2 separate regions of the Homo sapiens genome follow, and region 1 is linked to region 2. A link is a loop called in an ENCODE intact Hi-C map of the cell type or tissue named here. Cell type or tissue: natural killer cell. All regions are shown on one strand.

Region 1 (8,000 bases), 83 kb before region 2:
TCATGCCTGTAATCCCAGCTCTTTGGGAGGCCGAGGCGGGTGGATCACTTCTGGCCAGGAGCTCGAGACTAGCCTGGCCAACATAGTGAAACCCCATCTCTACTAAAAATACAAAAATTTTTCGGGCATGGTGGCGCATGCCTATAATCCCAGCTACTCAGGAGGCTGAGGCAGGAGAATCACTTGAACCCGGGAGGTGGAAGTTGCAGTGAGCTGAGATCGCATCACTGCACTCCAGCCTGGGTGACAGAGTGAGACCTTGTCTCAAAACAAAACAAAACAGAATAATAATAACAATTGCCAAAAACCAGAAGCAAGCAAGATGACCTTCAATAGGTGAGTGGAAAACAAACTGTTGTGCATCTATACCATGAAATATTATTCGGCACTAAAATAAAATGAGCTATCAAGCCACAAAAAGACATGGAAAAATCTTAAGTGCATATTGCAGGTGAAAGAAGCCCATCTGAAAAGGTTACTTACTGTATGAATCCAACTATATGACTTTCTGGAAAAGTAAAAACTATAGAGACAGTAAAAAAAGAATGGTTGGTGGGGTGTGGTGGCTCACACCTGTAATCCCAGCACTTTGGGAGGCCAAGGCGAGCGGATCACCTGAGGTTGGGAGTTTGAGACCAGACTGACCAACATGGAGAAACCCCATCTCTACTAAAAATACAAAATTAGCTGGACATGGTGGCGCATGCCTGTAATCCCAGCTACTTGGGAGGCTGAGGCAGGAGAATCGCTTGAACCTGGGAGGCGGAGGTTGCAGTGAGCCGAGATTGCGCCACTGCACTCCAGCCTGGGCAACAAGAGCAAAAGTCCGTCTCAAGAAAAAAAAAAAAAAGATAACGGTTGCTGGGAGTTCAGAGTGGGGTGGGAAGAAATGGGAAGTGGAGAGGGATGAATAGGTGAAACACCAGTTCAGGGCAGTGAAACCTGGGTTTGGTATGGTAATCATGGATGCATGACATTTGCCTTTATCAAACCCCATAGAAATGTACAATACAAAAAGTAAGCCTTAATATAAAATATGGACTTTAATAATAATGTGTCAGTATTAGTTCATGAATTGTAACAAATGTGCCACACCAAAGCAAGATACTGATAATAGGGAAAGTTGATGTGGGGTGGTGAACTCTCCACACAATCTGCTCAGTTTGGATGGGCGCGGTGGCTCATGCCTGTAATCCCAGCACTTTGGGAGGCGGAGGCGGGAGGATCACTTGAGCCCAGGAGCTCCAGACTAGCGTGGGCAACACAGGGAGACCCTGTTTCTACAAAAAATTAAAATATTGGCCAGGCAAGGTGGTTCATGCCTGTAATCCCAGCACTCTGGGAGGCCGAGGTGGGCGGATCATGAGGTCAGGAGTTCAAGACCAGCCTGCCCAACATAATGAAACCCCGTCTCTACTAAAAACACAAAAAATGGACAGACGCAGTGGCTCACGCCTGTAATCCCAGCAATTTGGAAGGCCAAGGTGAACGGATCACGAGGTCAGGAGATCAAGACCAGCCTGGCCAACATGGTAAAACCCCATCTCTACTAAAATACAAAAAATTAGCCATGCATGGTGGCACGCACCTGTAATCCCAGCTACTTGGGAGGCTGAGGCAGGAGAATCACTTAAACCCAGGAGGCAAAGGTTGCAGTGAACTGAGACAGTGCCACTGCACTCCAGCCTGGTGACAGAGCAAGACTCTGTCTCAAAAAAAAAAAAAAAAAAAATTAGCCAGCCATGGTGGTGTACGTCTGTAGTCCCAGCTACTTGGGAGACTGAGGCAGGAGAATTGCTTGAATCCGGGAGACGGAGGTTGCGGTGAGCCGAGATCACGCCACTGCCCTCCAGCCTGGGCAACAGAGCGAGACTCCGTCTCAAAAAAAAAAATTAAAATATTAGCTGGGCCCGGTGGCACATGCCTGTAACCCCAGCTAATTGGGAGGCTGAGGTGGGAGAATTGCTTGAGCCCAGGAGTTCCAGGCTATAAAGTTCTAGGCCCTCAGCCCTGGTCTATCAAGTCCAAGTCTCGCAGGACACTGCTGTGGGCATGAGTCTTTCGAGAGTGTGGCCCAGTCAGGCCTGGAGTATGCTACTGCTTGGGAAGCACTGTGGGCAGCGGCTGCAGGTGACAAGATCACAGTCAAGTGTATTTGGGGCTCATCCGCCTGTGCTGCTCTCTTGGTCAGTGGGCAGCTTACTGGTGTGCTGAGTCAAATGCATTTTCAGAAGGTGACCTTGTGCCTTAGGCTTATGTCATCTGTGCCTTTGCTGACGTCATCCTCGACTCCAGCAGCCAGACCAGGGGATAACAAATGCAAATGTCTAACAGTAATTAACTCTTAGCAGCAACCTCAGCCTGGGGCTCCCCTTTCCAGGGCTTGTGGCAGCTCCACCGGGCCCTGCTGCAGCCCCTTGTCATTGAGAGGCCTCTCCCACATCCAGAGATACGAGGGGAATGTAGGGAAATGTGCATTTAGACGAAGGAAATGCATTGTCCCAAATGGCAAGTGGAGTGGCATAAACTTTGGTGAAGCTGCTGACACCCCTTTATCACAAGAAGATCGTTTGGATTAGGGGTGTGCTTTCCACAGAAATCAGGCTCTGGCCTTACTGCAGGGGGGTGACCTGTAAACCTCAGAGTTAACACAGTGGTTTAGGTTTCACCGAGTGCACTACGGTGATTAAGTCTCCACTGAGGACTGGAATGAGGAAGAAAAGGAGAAGCAGAAGAAGAACAGGAAAGACCTGTTCCCTGGGCAGAAGAGGGATGATCTGGGGAGAGCCCCAGCGAACAGCCCCAGAGTGCCGGGCCTAGCTGGGGTTTTCCAGGGATAGAGGCCGTGAGCAGCAGTGCGGATGTTGGCCGCGTCTAGCCGTCTGCTTAATAACTACCTCAGAGACCTGTTTGCCCCGCTCGGTAAAACTGGGGCCACGCTGCTTGGGCAGCCTCCAGGCGCCTGGCTGCCACTTTTTCTAGGAACTTATACAAGTCCTCATCAAGAGGGAGGGCAAAAAATTGTCGGTGAAGATGGCTGTGCTGGCATTTTGTAAGTGACAGTGGTCAAGCTCTAAGTTGTGGATGGACACGGCAGGGGGCAAAATCACCTCCTCTAAAAAACGGCCTAGCGATCCTAATGGATTGGCCGTAGAGACCCATCATTGCAGGGAGACCTGGGAAGGCCACCTGCTTCCCTGTGCCTCTGTGTCCTCAGCCACCTGAGAAAGTGTACTTCAAGAGGGAACCCAGGGAAGAAGGCTGTACAGGGTCCATGTTATTGCACCATCTCCTGTCAATTTAGGAGACATTTTCTTAATACTTCTTATTGATCAACGAATATTTTTGAGCCCCTCCTGTAAGTCAGACCCTGCTCCGGGGCACAGGGTGATGACCAAGACGGACTAAGTCTCCCCAGGGGCTAAGAATTTAGGCCCTTGCAGAGTATCTCCTCCAAGTTATTGAGCTGCCACTGAGATATCTGTGGCCACTTTGCATCCTGTCTGCATCCAGCAGGGTGGCAGTCCAGGCCTTTACAGAAGCAGACTGGGCATGAAGACATTTCTTGTGAAAAACCAGCTTCCAGGCCTCCTTCCTGGGAGGGACTCTGTGAGTGCCACGCCCAGGGCCCTGCAGCAGGTCGTGAGCAGATGCCTCTAATGATTCAAAGCTACCAACAATACTGTAAGAGGCCCCTTTCCTGCCAAAGACTACGTGGAGATCCCTTCTGGGTTTTTCTTTTTCTTTTTCTTTCTCTGTGAAGTGTACTTAAAAAAACAAAAGGTCATTGTAAAACAGGGTATTATGCTGTTTCTTCTAAAGCAGGAGGGGCTGCAGGTGCTCACAGCTGATTTCTCATTTCTGAAAAACCCTAGTTCCAGGCCTACCTTGAAGGGAGGGGCTCCTGGGAGGGAGATAAATAGTCGTATGAGGCCCTGTCCAGACACTGACACACCAGACAATCCAGCAACACTGCGGGTCGGAGGACCCTGCTGAACAGGTCGTAGCCAACAGCTCCAGGTGGCTGCATCCTAGCACCAAAGCCAGGAGACAAGAGCCCTGACTACAGGGGTGCGGAAAGGGGCACTCGCAGCCCCAGGCTTCCAGCCGCCAGAATCAAGTGCTGGGACTTCCAGCTTCCCCACAGTCAGAGCCTGACTGAATTCTCAGTCCACAGCTGAGTTATTTACAGCCTCAGTTTTTCTCTTCTGAAAAAAAGGGGTATAAACCACAGGATCCATCTCAAAGAAGTGCTATGAGGAAAAAATGACACAATGCATTTAAAGTGCAGAGAAGACACCAGCTACGCTGTGGCAGCAGAGTATGGCAGCGCCCTTCCAGAACGGCTCTCTAGTGCTGTTAAGTTTCCCCAGCATCCTGACCAGTCACTACCAAAATGTGATTTCCTGCGAACATTGTCACCCAAGCAGTGTGGTCAGGCAGGCAGAAGCCAGCCTGAAGTTTACAAATGTCTCTCTTCAGCCAGGGCAGAGCAGGTGAGGCCCTGCGTCACCCGCGCAAGGCTTGTGGTTCAGCCAGGGAGACAACGTCCTACTTCTTTCAGGGTGACCATGTTCTTCCTGGGCGCTCATTTCCTCGTGACACCCATAGGCGGCAGCTTTTCCCTATGGGGGTCCCTGGCCTTTAGGGCAAGTCCTGCCCTGTCTAGAGCCTTCTCCTCCTGGAGGAGCACACACGATGGCACCAAGCTGCTCTGACCCTGCCAGGAGCCAAAACAGCCTCTGGGAGCTCCAAGGGGCGCCCCGGGCTCAGGGTCATCTCCCACACCTTCCCTTCCCATCCCGAGGCCTGCAGAGCCCTCAAGGGCTCAGTGGCCCTGGCTCAGCTGGACCCCAGCACAGACAGGGAGGCCTCTGACCTGCACCCAGAGCCTGCCTCCCAGGGCTTCCTCACCCCAGTGTCCTAGGAGGGGGTGGCACAGATGGAGAGAGGCCAGAGGCTGCCACTCAGGAGTATGTGAGTCAAGGCTTGCTTGGGAGGTAGGGGCAGAGGTGGAGATGCCCAGGGGGCCAGGAGAAAGGGGAGGAGAGATTGGGAAATGAAGCCCTTCTGGGGCTGCCAGCTCCCCTCTACAGCTTTAGGCCATGCCAGGGGGCCCTGAAGTGAGTCAGCCCCTACAGAAAGCCCAGGCTTTCTGTAGAAAAGAGTTTCGCTTTTTTTTTTTTTGAGACAGAGTCTTGCTCTGTCACCCAGGCTGGAGTGCAGTGGCACGATCTCGGCTCACTGCAAGCTCCGCCTCCCGGGTTCACACCATTCTCCTGCCTCAGCCTCCTGAGTAACTGGGACTACAGGCGCCCGCCACCACGCCCGGCTAATTTTTTTGTATTTTTAGTAGAGACACAGGGTTTCACCGTGTTAGCCAGGATGGCCTCGATCTCCTGACCTCGTGATCCACCTGCCTTGGCCTCCCAAAGTGCTGGGATTACAGGTGTGAGCCACCACACCTGGCCAGAGTTTTGCTCTTGCCCAGACTGGCCAGGCTGGAGTGCAGTGGCGCCATCTCGGCTCACTACAACCTCTGCCTCCCGGGTTCAAGCAATTCTCCTGCCTTGGCCTCCTGAGTAGCTGGGACTACAGGCACGCGCCAGCACACCCAGCTAAGTTTTGTATTTTTTTTAGTAGAGATGGGGTTTCACCATGTTGGCCAGGATGGTCTCAATCTCTTGACCTCGTGATCTGCCCGCCTCAGCCTCCCAAAGTGCTAGGATTACAAGCGTGAGCCACCCGGCCCACTATTCCAGTTATTTTAAGATGTACATAAATTATTATGTTATCATACACTAGATTTTATTGAATCTACCATTTCACATTCTTATTGAGAGTGTAACCTCTTGAAGCCTACTGGTGCAGGAGGGATTTTGCAACCTTCCTTTGGCTTTTGTCACCTATGGAAAACTACAAACCAGCTTGCCTATCCGGTGATTGGAACCAGGAGGATTGCCGGCCTTGGGTCTGGAAATCCTATCCCATGTGTCTTCCTTCCTCCCTCCCTCCCTTCCTTGGTTCCTTCCTTCCCCTGACTAGGCCCCAGAGGGGTGGGGAGGCCTTCCTGGGCCTGGCATCAGGGCTCCTGGGCTCCCAGCCAAGTGTCCAGAGGTCACTCCTCCTGGCATCTGGATCCTTCTTATCTTCCTGAGACATAGGAGGCTCCTGCTCTGGAGATGACTGAAGGGAAAACACCTGTATTTCCAGGGCCTTGGAAATAGCCTGCTCCAGCCGGCCTTCCCGGGAGAAACTGAGAAAGGACATTGGTCCGAAGCATTTCTCTTTCGGTTTGTGCTGCGCTGAGCCTGTCCTGTGATGCGGCCCTCACCAACCAAGGACTGAACGAGAGGGACTCCATGCGAACCTGCTCAGCATACAGCAGGTGCCTCGTGGATATTCTTCCCTAAGGCTCCAGGCCAGCCAAGCACTGCATTAACCAGGTTCGGATGAACTTTAGAATGTACGCATCTGAGCTGTCATAGTTTTTTGTTTTCTTGTTTTTTTGAGATGGAGTTTCGCTCTTTCACCCAGGCTGGAGTGAAATGCCGCGATCTCAGCTCACTGCAACCTCTGCCTCCTGGGTTCAAGCCATTCTCCTGCCTCAGCCTCCCAAGTATCTGCGATTACAGGCTCCTGCCACCATGTCCAGCTAATTTTTTGTATTTTTAGTAGAGACAGGGTTTCACCATGTTGGCCAGGCTGGTCTTGAATTCCTGACCTCAGGTGATCCACCCACCTCGGCCTCCCAAAATGCTGGGATTACAGGCATGAACCACTCTACCTGACCCATAGTTCTTAAATTTAAAATCTTGATATGCTGGTGGATATGCAGCTTGATTTCTTTAAGCCGACATGGCCTGACTTTTTCAGATTCTCAGCCTGTGTTGGAGGGCTGTTGAGTGTTCTTTCTATGCAGAAAGTACGCCTGCCGTCCTCTGTTTTGTAATCGCCACCCCATCCCTGCCCAACACACACACCCACACAGCCGCAGTTACGCCGGGTCCAGCAACGCACGAACCAAGTGGAAGGTCAAGGGCTGGGGCTCCGTTTCCCTCCCCTTGAAGCTGTTTGGTTTGCTCTTGTCCCAGCCCCTGACTGAGCCGCCAGCCCAGAACGGGGGCAGCCCTCCCCCATGCAGTCAGGGCCAGAGGAGCATAATATTGCCCCCCCGGGTGCAGCCTTAGGTGCAGGAGCGTTGGGAATTTTCCATCTTGCTCTGCAGCCTGGCTTCTTAGGTCATCGTCCTGCTGCTGACATAGGCCTGGGTTGGGCGAGTTTCCTGCAGGTCAGCGAGGGCGCGGAGGCAGCGCCTGAGCCTGCTCAGGGCCTGGCTTCCTGCCTGCTGTGAGGAAGGGTGGAGGAGGGGTTCGAGGCCTCAACCATCCCTTGGCCCAGAGCCTCAGGCCAAGCAGCCTCCGCCTCTGCCCAGGCCTGTCTCCTCCCGGCCTCCTGCTCTCCTGTTTCCTAAAGCTTTCCCGCTGGGTGGCTCCCAGTTCTTCCAGAAATCCCCTCCAGGAAATTTGCTTGTTGCCACAAAATAATGCAAATCTGTTCCTGGGGCCGCCCAGGCAACCTGCAGTCTCTGTCTCCCCAAGACCTGAGGAGGGAGGGCGAGGCAGGCCCTGTGCCCGTCAGGGTCCCTTTTCCAGCCATGAGGACAAAGGATAAGCCGCACCCTCGTCACCCTCTCATAAGCTGCAAGAGAAAGTTCCTGGTTTTACCTCTAAGGGAACCAGCTCCACCTAGGGAAAGGCCACACAGGACCCTCAAAGGCACCAAGGTCTTTTTTCTATTTAATATCTAAAACAGTCTGAATATATTAAAGTTTATGCTCATGTTTGGCATTTGTTTATCTGTTTCTCGAACTTCAACTCCCTGCCGTGTCTGGAGCAGAAAGTGAAGGCCCATGGATAACACTTCTGCGTGCCACAGTCCTAGGTGGTGACCAATGCAGGGATGCACAGGTGCCGTGTGGCCTTCTGCAGGCCAGGCCC
Region 2 (8,000 bases):
GTAGTGATTATTTGGCCAAAAACACTGATATTTTCAGAAAGTGAAGCAGATTAATGCATCACCAAATCTTTAAATGCTAATATTTGAAAATTGGGCCAGTTTGGAGGAGTGTGAGAAAAGAGGGAATGGGGTGCCCCTGTACTCATTGATTGAAACTCAAGAAGCTAGGTGGAAATGGGTGAGGTTGACAGCACAGGTATGGGTTTTGCTAGAAATCTAAATGAACATCATGAATAGAGAGTAGGGAAGCACACAGATAACCCAGTCTCGATGTTGGCTCTTCCGCCTTTAGGGATCAGGTTCATCTCCAGGTTGCCAGGGCATCAGGAAAGCACCTCGCTGGATTTCAGGGCAGGAGGAGGGGAGTCACAGGGTAAAGGGAAGAGGCTACACACAGAGCAGGAGCAGGGGCTATGGGAGTTAGGGAGGGAGCCGAGGGGGAATTTTCCCTTCACAAATGGCAGGGCAGAACACCAACATGAGGAACACAGTATATGCATGGTGCTGTCTGCAGTGACATCTTCTGGCCATTTGTGGAAGAAGTTTTCTCTGAGGCATCACCGATTCTTGAGAAGAGGAATTTAGGAATGTTGAGTTGAGGAGGTACACCGAGACTGGATATGAAGTTGTGATTGTGGTACATCACTTAACACAGTCCCAAAGGAAAGACCCCCACTTTATCTGTGAGTGTTAGTTTTCCTTCAGTGCCTGTTGCCAGTCAGCTCAGTGCATCCTGCTATTGACACGATACCCGGACCATCCTCTTCCTTCCATCTTCACTGTCCCCACGGTAGTGCGGGCTGAGTTGTACCATGGTAGCTTCTTGGTACTTTTTGTTATTGTTGTTGTTTTGAGATGGAGTCTTGCTCTGTTGCCCAGGCTGGAGTGCAATGGTGTGATCTCGGCTCACTGCAACCTCTGCCTCCCAGGTTCAAGTGATTCTCCTGCCTCAGCCTCACCAGTAGCTGGGATTACAGGCACCTGCCACCACACTCAGCTAATTTTTGTATTTTTAGTAGAGACGCAGTTTCACCATGTTGGCCAGACTGGTCTCGAACTCCTGAACTCAGGCAACCCACCCTCCTTGGCCTCCCAAAGTGCTGGGATTACAGGCGCAAGCCTGGCAAAAATGAATTATTTTTAAAGTTGAAACAGAATACCTTCCTGTGATTAAAAAAAACCAAGCAGTCTAAAAATATTACAATTATACAATTAAATCTCTCTTTTGTTTCTTTTTCTTTTTTTTTTTTTTTTTGACTTGTTGCCCAGGCTGGAGTGCAATGGCGCGATCTCGGCTCACTGCAACCTCCGCCTCCTGGGTTCAAGCAATTCTCCTGCTTCAGCCTCCCAAGTAGCTGGGATTACAGGCATGTGCCACCACGCCTGGCTAATTTTTGTATTTTTAGTAGAGACGGGGTTTTACCATGTTGGTCAGCCTGGTCTCAAGCTCCTGACCTCAGGTGATCCACTCACCTCGGCCTCCCAAAGTGCTGGAATTACAGGCATGAGCCACCGTGCCCAGCCTAAATCTCTTTTCACTGAGGCTTCTAATATGCATTTTCATTATATCATTTCCTGTAACAGAGCCTCTGTTGACCTTCCATGGGCTGCAGGAAACGGTCTGAATTCCTCAGCTGCATTTAAAGTCCTCCAGAGTCAGACTCTACCCTGCCCAGCCACTCCTCATCACCATTTCCCCCGAGCACCAACACTGTGCCAGCTGCTCTGGCCTTCATGCAGGCCTCTCCCTGCCTGTCCTAGGACCACCTTCTTTCAGCTTCCTTGCCAGGACCCACCCTTTCCAAAACTCCTTTTCTGTCTTCCTCTTCTTGGAGCCCTCTGCCCTCTTCTAAATCCTGCTAGCTTTTACAGCTTGCCTTGAATATTGGGCCACATATTGTCTTATACTGCTTAGTTATTGCTTGTGTCCCTAGTTAAACACAGAATAGTGTTGGGTGGGGCAGGGGCTGCTGGGTGGGGAGGAGACATTCATTTCTTCTGTGTCTCTCTTACCCTGGGCTTCCCTTGCCATTGATTCAGGCATGAGTATCCCCTTTGCTTCATACCTGTCATAATTTTTCTTGGACCCTCCTCCTCTGTTAATACCTCACTTTGCATGCAATCGATTTCATTCTTTTCTATCTAGAAATTATCTCAAGAGGCCATCGGGTCCAGCTTCTGCTTTCAGGCAAGTAAAGTGTTACCATTCCCATTTTACAAAGGATGCAGACACTCTGAAATAAAGGCTATTAGGAGGATGGGGGCACATCAGAGCCACCATATCCCATCCTATCCTAGAGGAATTGAATGTGAGTAGAAGTGAACAGATTATAAATAGACCTAGATAGTGTCCTCCTTCTCTTCTTTTCTTTTCTGTTGCCTGAGAGTAACCTCTGGGGTGGAGCCCAGGGTAGAGGAGGAAGGCTCCTTTTCAAACCTTCAGTTAAGGAGTTAAGGAGATAGGTGATGTCCTGGAGGCTTGCTTAGTCCAGTTCCCCAGGGCAAGATATCTAACAGGAAATTGGGGCAGAAGCTCTAGTTTAGAGGAATAGATGAGCATTTGCCTGGAGTATTCCCCATGTTAGAAATGTACTGGGGACATAGAATGGTGGGAAGGAAGCAGAATGAGAATGAGTGTTGTTGGTTGAAAGGCCATCTGACAAAGTGATGCATACTTAGACCTCTCATTGAGGACTGCAAGGCTAACGGCCCATGGACATATGACTGGCTGGCCCAGGTAGGGGTGTGGTGGCCAAGGCCCACCTGCTGCCCTTCTGGGGTGCTCTTTAATGGCTTTCAGAAGCAGAGGTATTTGCAACACCAAAATTTCATAAGCTCAAGAGCTTGACCCAGTTTAACAGAGTATACATAAACCAATAATATTTAAAATGAAAAGCCCATTGGTGTACAGAGAATGATGTATGCTTTGCAGTCTGACTAAGGCAACATCTGGAACAACTGATTTCCCAGGAAAGTTTCCCTTGAAGAGGAAACCCTAGGCAGTTTAGATCCGGGTAGACTTCACATCTTGGACTTTGGGCACAGAGAACTTCATTCAAATACTATTACATATGAACATATACTAAATTGTTTTATAAAAGTGGTACAGGAGGCTATTTGACGTATTGAGCCTCAGGGCATCACTGCAGCTTTCTGTTGTTAAAGGCCTTAACCTTCTCACTTTGTCTTTTCACTAGCAAGATTGAGTCTATCGATTTGTCAGGCCAGCTCAGTGACAAGACTGGAAATTAACTTAGAGGTATATGGGAGGGTTGTTGTCTGCAGGGTGTTGAACTGAGGCTAAAAATAGGTGGGGATTCCTGGGGCAGCCTCCTTCGTGGTCACAGGCACCACAAAAGGAAAACTCAGCAGGGAAATTTGCTTTCGAGCCCTGCCCACAAGGGAGGGTAAAAGCCCCCACCTCTGTTGCTCCCCACAGGAAAAGCTCAGGGTGACAGTGAGTTTGGTGCTTTCAAAATGTCAGGGCTCTCACAGACAGGCTGTCACCCCTTCCCGCCCCCAGACTTCTGATCAGAGGCTTTCCCTCTGGGTAAATTCACTTTCTTAGTTCAAGCTCAAATGTCTGTCCCTGACTGCCTGTAGCTATGTTTTGTCGCAGGCCTGATTAAGATAAAGGGAATGTGAAATATTGACACAACAGGGTTAATATGGGGGAGAAAAAAAACTCTAAAGAAGCAAAGCACTGTAGGTAGGGAAAGCAAAACCCATTAATCTGTCAAGCATTTATGAAGCTCTTTTTTTTTTTTTTTTGGTGCCTGGCACTATGCTGTGATATGGAGCATAATAAAAATAAATTTTTATTTATAAAATAAAAATAAATATGGCTCCTGCTCTCAAGGCGCTTCTAGGCTGGTGAGAAGACCAGCAGGTAAATGAGTAATTCTAGTAGGGAGTGATCAGAGATGTGGCCGAGGCCTGAACAAAGTGGCCTGGGAGCATGAGGCGAGGGAAGCCACACCACACTGAGAGGGATGGTCCAGGGCAGCTATTGAAAGACAAGTCAGAGTCAGGAGTGGGAAGAAGGATGTGCAGGCAGAGGGTTAAGCCTGTGGTGGGGCTGGGAGGTGTGAAAGCAGCTTCACAGGGCTTGCTGTGTGGTAGCGGGATATGAGTAGGCAGGAAAGACACAGCACACAGTCATGTGACCGAGCCGAGAAGCTGGGCCTGCACCCTGAAAGCTGTGGTGGATTACTGATCAGGTGTATGCTTTAGAAGACAGTGTGGCAAATAAACTGGAGTAGGTTAGGCATGAGGCTGGTGGCCAGTTAAAGACAGTGACTGGAGGCCAGGTGCAGTGGCTCATGCCTGTAATCCCAGCACTTTGGGAGGCTGAGGCAGGTGGATCACCTGAGGTCAGGAGTTTGAGACTAGCCTGGCCAACATGGTGAAACCCCGTCTCTGCTAAAAATACAAAAATTAGCTGAATGCAGTGGCGCATGCCTGTAATCCCAGCCACTCGGGAGGCTGAGGCAGGAGAATCACTTGAACCCGGGAGGTGGAGGTTGCAGTGAGCCGAGATATCACACGACTGCACTCCTGCACTCCAGCCTGGGCGACAGAGCAAGACTCTGTAAAAATAAAAACAACAACAACAACAAAAAAAAAAAAACAAAGACAGTGACTGGAAAGTGAGATGGCTACAGAGAAATCTAAGAACAAGGATTTTGAGGTCTGAGTGACTGATTGGATGTGAAGGAGACAAGGAAGAATCTAGGAGCTCTGTTTCTGACTTTGGTTATGTAGTGGAAAAACAGGAGGAAGAGCAGGTTGAGGGGAAGATGATGGGCTCCATCCTGGACACACTAATTTCAAGATCCTGGTAGATACAAACAGCCAATTTAATGTGGAGAGTTCTAAGAGCATGCAGTATATTGGAAGTCATTGACTTATTTGAGAAACGGACAAAGCCACCCAGGAATTGTGTGTAGAAGTCCAAACACCAAGACTGGGAACACCCAAAGAGGTGAGCTTGGCTGAGAAGCCAGCCAAGGAAACTGAGGAAAAGCATCCAGAGAGATGTGAGGAAAAGCAGAAGACAGGGCTGCCCAAAACCTGAAGACCGTGAGAAGTACAAGAAAGTGGTCTTTGTAAACCAAGTGTCAAGTATGGCAAGATTGTGTGTCTATAGGAAACTGCACAGATAAGCTAAAGCTCATGAATTCAGGCTAACTTGAGAAGAGAAAGGCCAGACTGAAAGAAAAGAAAGTTTTATTTAAGATATGATGTTTAATTACTTTTAAATACACAATTACAGGCTAACTAAAGGGCTCCTTCAGGGCTGTGATTCAAAGATTTACAATTATTTCATTAAAAGCACATAATGAAAACGTGGCATCTCTTTCATTTTATCAGTAAACAGATGGAAGTTGATGAAGTTAAGTGATGTGCTCAAGGTCACACAATGAAACAAATTGGACTAAAACCCAGATCTCTAGATATTGAGCCTGGTGCTCCTTCCTCTATATCGGTGGTTGGTACAAACTTTGGCTTGTATTAGAGTCACCTGGAGGGTTGTTAAACCACAGCTTGCTGGGCCACCCCCCAGAGATTTTTATTCAGTAAATCTGGGTTGAGGCCTGAGAATGCATTTCTTACCAGTTGCAGGTTACCTATTGCTTCTGGCCCAGGACCACATTGAGGACCACTCCTCCGTATAAGCCTCTTTATCTCTAACACTTAAAATACTCAAGGGTTCTAGAAGGGAGTTAGGTCTTTCAGGTTGCTTAATCATTTTCTCAGAAACCCTCCTTATACTATTAGTTTGCTTAAAAAGAATATTTTCTTCATGAAAACAGTCTCCTTGAACTTTATTCATTGAAAACACTCAAGCTGTTCTAGATAGACACTGTTCTGGGCATTAAAGATATAGTAAAATACTTTGTCCTCAGAGTCCAGGCACGGTGGCTCACACTTGTAATCCCTAATCCCAACATTTTGGGAGGCCGAGGCGAGAGGACTGCTTGAGCTCAGGAATCTGAGACCAGCCTGGGCAACATGGTGAAAACCCATCTCAAAATAAAATACAAATAATACAAAAATTAGCCTGGTGTGGTGTCGTGCACCTATAGTCCCAGCTACTTGGGAGGCTGAGGCGTAAGAATCACCTGAGCCTAAGAGGTCGAGGCTGCAGTGAGCCGAGATCGCACCACTGCACTCCAGCCTGGGCGACAGAGTAAGACCTTGTCTCCAAAAAAAAAAAAAAAAAAAAAAAAGGAACAAAAAAAACCTCTGTCCTCAGAGAGTTTACCTTGTGTAGGAGATACTAATAACACAAAATAAAAGAATATAATATGTTAGCAAGAGTGCTAAGGAGGAAAAAAGAAATCAAGGAAAAGTGTAGAAATGTAGGGCAGGAGAGCATGTTGACATTTTAGGTAGGGTGGCCAGAGTAGACAAGAAGGCAACCATGAAGTAAATACTTTTTTGTTGTTGTTGTTGTCTGGCTAGAGTGCAATGAGGTGATCTCGGCTCACTGCAGCCTTGACTTCCTGGGCTCAAGCAATCCTCCCACCTCAGCCTCCCAAGTAGCTGAGACTACTACAGGCATGCACCTGCAAGCCTGGCTAATTTTTTTTTTTTTTTTGTATGTTTAGTAGAGACGGTGTCTCACCACATTGCTCAGGCTGGCCTTGAACTTCTGAGCTCAAGCAATACACCTGCCTCGGCCTCCCAAAGTGCTAGGTGTACAAGCGTGAGCCACCATGCCTGGCTGAAGTGAAGACCTGAATGAAGAGCGTGAGCTGTGTGGCTGTGCAGGAAGGAGGGGCCAGGCGGTCTTCAGTGAGTGCAGAGGCCCGGAGAAGGATGCACCTTCAGGGACAGCAGGGAGTCAGCATGGGGGAAGTCGTGTGAGTCAGGGGAGTAATAGGAAATGAAATCAGAGGTAACAGAATGCCAGATCAATGCTGGGACCTTAGGAACTGATTTTGACAATATTTAGTAAATTCCCCTAGAAAATATCACTCCATTTCTCTTGCTTTAAAACATATTTTGAGGGAACTTTAGGTCCCAGCCTTGAGTGGGCCCCAGAAGCTCCCAATCCTAAAGGGTATAGAAGTTCCCTCCACAAAGTGGCTGATCAGTGTGCCAAGTTGCGTGTTTTCCCAAAGCAACAGAGTACAGACCCATATGGAGAGACGTATATGGAAGGAAATAGGTTTCTTTGGCCACCTTTTCTGTATAAATGTGCCCTACTCCATCCTCCCCCAACCCACACCCCAACTCCTATCCTCAGCTTCTTCACTAAATTCCAAGTGAATTGCCCTGGCAATGTCTACCACATTTTTTCTGTATTACGAATTTCATCGTCTACACTTCTGGGAAAAATTAACCCCACCCTTATGACTTGTGAGCTGTGGCTCAGACCTTCAGTCCTTTTTATGGTCAAGCTTTTGGGTCTTGGCCCACCCACAACCACCTGTAATGGGAAAAAAACCTCATTAAAACATTAAAGGACTTTTTGTCATCCTGGAAGGTTACTAAACTTATATTCGAACAAATAGAAATCTTCAAAGTATAATAGTTGCCACAGTCAAAGGCAGATTACTAGGCTGAATAGATCATTGGTCTAAGAAAGTTGTGGAAAAAAAATCATGTCCTTTGCAGCGACACAGATGCAGCTGGAGGTCATTATCCTAAGTGAATTAGTGCAGGAACAGAAAACCACATGCTGCGTGTTATCACTTATAAGTGGGAGCTAAACACTGGGTCACATGGACATAAAGATGGTAACAGTAGACACTGAGGACTACAGAAGGGAGAAGGGAGGGAGGGGGGGAAGAGACTGAAAAACTAGCTCCTGGGTACTATGCTCACTACCTGGGTGACAGGTTCCATTATACCCCAAACCTCAGCATCACTTATTACACCCTTGTCACAAACATGCACATGTACCCCCTGAATCTAGTACTTGACTATGTTGTCTTGGAACCTGGAGCTAGGTCCTGCAAAAAAAACTTGGAACTATAAAGATGCAGTCC

Evidence for each region. A loop is a pair of places that touch in the nucleus more often than their neighbours do. Peaks named below come from ENCODE experiments on the same cell type or tissue, not always from the same donor. Only the 100,000 strongest peaks of a DNase experiment are listed, where the experiment ranks them.
Region 1: it touches region 2 in a loop (4-fold over the local background); 92 of 110 quality-filtered maps call a loop at or near these places.

Annotation. Positions count from the first base shown.
Region 1 is chr14:35,329,572-35,337,571 of GRCh38, forward strand. No RefSeq gene overlaps it. Among named protein-coding and RNA genes, the nearest start is that of PSMA6, 41 kb to the left of the region's middle. RefSeq lists enhancers at 2,092-2,386, 2,552-3,473, 3,484-4,093, 6,978-7,499. In natural killer cell, no CTCF peak of the experiment used is centred here; DNase peaks (open chromatin) are centred at 3,620 and 4,480; H3K27ac peaks cover 2,001 bases.
Region 2 is chr14:35,412,926-35,420,925 of GRCh38, forward strand. No RefSeq gene overlaps it. Among named protein-coding and RNA genes, the nearest start is that of NFKBIA, 12 kb to the left of the region's middle. In natural killer cell, CTCF peaks have their summits at 524 (motif pointing left) and 725; DNase peaks (open chromatin) are centred at 506, 3,386 and 4,136; H3K27ac peaks cover 3,675 bases.